2 separate regions of the Homo sapiens genome follow, and region 1 is linked to region 2. A link is an interaction called in ENCODE POLR2A ChIA-PET data of the cell type or tissue named here. Cell type or tissue: GM12878. All regions are shown on one strand.

Region 1 (2,500 bases), 96 kb before region 2:
CGGGAGGTGGAGGTTGCAGTGAGCCGAGATTGCGCCACTGCGCTTCAGCCTGGTGACAGAGCGAGACTCTGTCTCAAAAAAATGAATGAATAAAACAATCTGTAGATTGCTATTTTTAAGAAATTGCGGATGCCAAGGTGGGCAGATCACCCGCGGTCAGGAGTTCAAGACCAGCCTAGTCAACATGGCAAAACCTGGTCTCTACTAAAAATATAAAAATTAGCCAGGAATGGTGACACCCACCTGTAGTCCCAGCTACTTGGAGGGATGGAGTACGATAATCACTTGAAACCGGGAGGTGGAGATTGCAGTGAGCTGAGATTGTGCTACTGCACTCCAGCCTAGGTGATAGAGTGAGACAATATGTAATAAATAATTAGGAACATCTGAAAGTAATCTTAGTTTAAGAAAACATTTTGAAGTTGGGCATGGTGGCTTAGGCTTGTAATCCCAGTTACTCAGAAGACTTGAGGCAGGAGGATTGCTTGAGGCCAGGAGTTTAAATCCATCCTTGGCAACGTAACAAGACCCCATTTCTGATTTTAAAAATAAGGAAGAAAGACAAAACATTTTTAGATGTCAAACACCTTTTGAAAGAGTTTAACACATCTTAATGACTTACCCCAAATAGGTGGTACCATATGAACCCAAGTCAAACAATTTTATTATTAATACTATGGGGTATTGTGTTTTTCCAATTGCCTTTTGTTTTGTTTTTATTTTTTAAACCAATTCTTTGTGTTTAGGCTCCTTAGCTCTTTTTTTTTAAATATAGTTTCTTTTTATTTAGAGACAGAGTCTCATTCTGTCGCCCAGGCTGGAGTGCAGTGGTGCAATATCAGCTCATTGCAACCTCTGCCTCCCAGGTTCAAGCGATTCTCATGCCTCAGTCTCCTGAGTAGCTGAGATTACAGGCATGTGCCACCATGTTCGGCTAATTTTGTATTTTTAGTAGAGACAGGGTTTCGCCATGTTGACCAGTTTGGTATCAAACTCCTGGCCTCAAGTGATCTGCACGCCTAGGCCTCCCAAAATTCTGGGATTACAGGTGTGAGACACCACGCCCAGTCTAGGCTCCTCAGCTCTTACCAGAGAATTTGGGACTTGTTAATAGGAGAAGATAGGCACATTCTGTCATCTTACTTGTGCCCTATGGGCTGCGTGCCATCTCAGAGTGCTTTTTTTTTTCCTTATGCCTATTTATGAAGAGGTCCAGAATGCATGTCTACATTATTTGACTGCTGCGTTTTCACTTCCATGTTCTTGTTGACAAATGCTATTCAAGCAAGAAGACCCGATTGTATGTAGGTATCTCTGAGTCTTGCTATGATGGATTCTGTAGTCTTACCTTCATCTTGATTGTTTACTTTAAAAGCTGCTTAAGCTAGAGGTATTTTTATGGTAGAGAAGAGAACAGTTGGCACAGAGCCCAGCTTCTCCATGGCAGCAGCAATTATGCAAATTATCCTGGATCTTTACATTTCAGTAAAACCTTTCTTCCCCCTTTACATACACAAAATAGACAGCTAAGGGGCTGTGATCTGTCCTAAAGCCTTGGAGATAAAACAGGATGTCACTCTTTTCTCAAAATGACTTCTATTACGGAAGCATGAGCTCCCTTAAATGGAAGGGCAAAGCAAATCCCTGCCATTGGGCTCTGCAGCCTCTGCTATAAATGTGCCAGGAAGATTAAAACTACCGTAATTAGTTTAATCAGGTTCATCCTCAATTCTTGCTTTCATTATGTAGTAGGAACTTCCCTAATCAGTACTGCATTTGGCTGATTGAAGAGTTCACTTTCATAGCTAGGATATCTGCTGGAGTCTGTATTGTGGTTTGTTTTAATGGTGTATATATGGTGAATGTGAATGTTTCTCATTTCATTGTTGATCTTGCTAATGGAAAAAAAAAATCATTATTGAACCAAATTGTTAGAAGGTATATCTTCTTTAGTCCCAGAGAATTAAGCCTAAATATCATTACTTTCACTCACTAATTCGTATACTGCTTTTTATGGTTGTCTGCTCATATCTTTGATTTCATTTTAATGATTGTAAATCACTCCAGAGATCCTCACATACGGCTGCTCAATAATTACACATTACTAATTAATTCTGAGCTACAGCTGTATGGAAATGAATGAAAGCTTTTTGAGAGACATCAGAATTAAAGGTCCTATATGATAAGATGACAAAACCTGGAACTTTTATGAAAATTCATTAATAGGAAGACAAGATGAAACTTAATGATGAAAGAAAAGTTTCCTCTCTGACCTCACTTTGTGAGTCAAAATCACTGAGTACATAGTTCAAAATTGTACCTCTTTCGTAACTAGTTAGATGGGGATAGGGAGAAATCCTGTGAGAAAGACTATAGATGAAGTCAGATTTGCAGTGGTTTTTCATGTTGGGAATAAAAGAGGTGTTAAAAAGACCCTGAAGACTTTGTCCTCTGCCACTGGGACAAATTGACACCTTATGTCTATTCCTTAAATTATATA
Region 2 (2,500 bases):
TTTTTGAGACAGAGTCTCACTCTGTCGCCCAGGCTGGAGTGCAGTGGCACCATCTTAGCTCACTGCAACCTTCGCCCCCTGGGTTTAAGCAATTCTCTTCTGTCAGCCTCCCTAGTAGTTTGGATTACAGGCATGTGCTACCATGCCCATCTACTTTTTGTATTTTTAGTAGATCCAGGGTTTTGCCATGTTGGCCAGGCTGGTCTCGAACTCCGGACCTCAAGTGATCCATCCGCCTCGGCCTCCCAAACCGCTGGGATTACAGACGTGAGCTACAGCACCTGGCCAAGTTTTGCTGTCTTAACAGTATTTGGTCATCACCATATCTGTGAATATGGGATGTCTTTCCATTTATTTTGACTTTTTTTTTTTTTTTTTTGACACAGAGAATCGCTCTCTCACCCAGACTGGAGTGCAGTGGCCTGATCTTGGCTCACTGCAACCTCCACCTCCCAGGTTCAGGTGATTCTCCTGCCTCAGCCTCCCAAACAGATGGGGCTACAGGCCCACACCACCATGCCCGGCTAATTTTTTGTAGTTTTGTAGAGACAGGGTTTCATCATGTTGGTCAAGCTGATCTTGAACTCCTGACCTCAGGTGATTCACTCACCTAGGCCTCCCAAATTGCTAAGATTACAGGGATGAGTGACCATGCCCGACCTATTTTGATCTTTAACCAAAACTTTTAACAGTGTTTGTTGTTGTTGTTTTGTTTGTTTGTTTTAATGAGACTGAGTCTCACTCTGTCGCCTAGGCTTGAGGGCAGCGGCTTCATCTCGGCTCACTGCAACTTCCCCCTCTTGGGTTCAAGTGATTCTCGTGCCTCAGCCTCCTGATTAGCTAGGAATATGGGTGCATGCCAACACACCTGGCTAATTTTTATATTTTTGTAGAGACAGGGTTTCACCATGTTGGCCAGGCTGGTCTCGAACTCCTGACCTCAAGTGATCTGCCCCCCCCTCAGCCCCCTAAAGTGCTGGGATTACAGGCACGAGTCACTGCCCCTGGCCTCAAAACTTTTAACAGTGTTTTATAGTTTTTAGTGTACAGGTGCTATTCTTCTTTTGTTAATCTTGTTCCCAAGAATTTTTTTTTAATTTACTGCTATTGTAATTGTTGTAATTGGAATTGGATTTTTTATTTTTATTTTTTTATTTTTATTCTATTATTATTATTTTTTTTTAGATGGAGTCTCACTCTGTCACCAGGCTGGCGTGCAGTGGTGCGGTCTCAGCTTACTGCAACCTCTGTTTCCCAGGTTCAAGCGATTCTCCTGCCTCAGCCTCCCGAGTAGCTGGGACCACAGGCACGCACCACCACACTCAGCTGATTTTTGTGTTTTTAGTAGAGAAAGAGTTTCACCGTGTTGGCCAGGACGGTCTCGATCTCTTGACCTCGTGATCCGCCTGCCTCAGCCTCCCAAAGTGCTGGGATGACAGGCATGCCACCACGCCCAGCCCTCCAATTGGATATTTTAAATTAAATTTTTGGATTGTTTATTGCTATGTATAGAAATACAATTGATTTTTTTTTCCCACCAGTTTACCCTGACAGATGTGTTTCATGTATTGAGTTTGTCTCCTGTAACCTAGGTGTTAGTCCTAAGAGTCTTTTAGTGGATTCCGTCATGTGTGTCTTGACTTTGCTTAAGATCATTCACATCGTCACCACATCTAGCTAATTTTTTTATTTTTTGTAGAGACAATGAGGTCTTGCCATGTTGCCTGAGCTGGTCTTGAGCTCCTGGCCTCAAGTGATCCTCCTGCCTTGTCCTTCCAAAGTGTTGGGATTACAGGGGTTAGCCACTATATCTGGCCTTTATTTTTAAATTGCTTCTGGATTTTTTTCTTTTTTAAAGACAGAGTCTACCTCTCATCCAGACTAGAGTACAGTGGCATAATACCAGCTCACTACAGTCTCCACCTCCTAGACTCAAGCGTTCATCTTACCTCAGCCTCCTCCAGTAGCTGGGACTACAGGTACATGCCACCACACTGGACTAATTTTTTTATTTTTTCAGAGACAGGGTCTCTCTATGTTGCCCAGGCTGGTCTTGAACTCTTGAGTCAAGTCCCTCTTTGGCCTCCCAAAGTGCTAGGATTGTAGGTGTGAGCCACCGTGCCCAGGTTGCTTCCTTTTTTTTTTTTTTTTTGAGACGGAGTTTCGTTCTTGTTGCCCAGGCTGGAGTGCAATGGTGCGTTCTTGGCTCACTGCAACCTCTGCCTTCCAGGTTCAAGCGATTCTCCTGCCTCAGCCTCCCGAGTAGCTGGGATTACAGGCATGGCATCACCATACCTGGCTATTTTTTTTTTTTTTTAATGGTAGGAACGGCCTTTATTGGCTGCAGCAGGAAGTGAAAGAGGGGATACAGCTTCTGCAGAATAGATCGCCGCCCTCCAAAAAAAGCTTCTGTATTTCAAGTCATTAGAAAAGCTCTCCCACACACAAATTTTAAGCAAGTAAGAAATTTACTTTTGTTTTCTTCTGGTAATTGCTTGGA

What was found. ChIA-PET counts read pairs that join two places held together with the same protein. Peaks named below come from ENCODE experiments on the same cell type or tissue, not always from the same donor. Only the 100,000 strongest peaks of a DNase experiment are listed, where the experiment ranks them.
Region 1: POLR2A ChIA-PET joins it to region 2 with 10 read pairs; 4 of 35 experiments call an interaction of 5 or more read pairs at or near these places.

Annotation. Positions count from the first base shown.
Region 1 is chr1:155,499,257-155,501,756 of GRCh38, reverse strand. All of the region lies in intron 2 of ASH1L (ASH1 like histone lysine methyltransferase), which reads left to right. Among named protein-coding and RNA genes, the nearest start is that of ASH1L-AS1, 62 kb to the left of the region's middle. RefSeq lists enhancers at 1,392-1,561, 1,242-1,743. In GM12878, no CTCF peak of the experiment used is centred here; a DNase peak (open chromatin) is centred at 1,356; H3K4me3 peaks cover 1,442 bases; H3K27ac peaks cover 1,803 bases.
Region 2 is chr1:155,403,709-155,406,208 of GRCh38, reverse strand. The region is part of intron 6 of ASH1L (ASH1 like histone lysine methyltransferase); the gene reads left to right. Among named protein-coding and RNA genes, the nearest start is that of MIR555, 59 kb to the right of the region's middle. In GM12878, no CTCF peak of the experiment used is centred here; no DNase peak of the experiment used is centred here.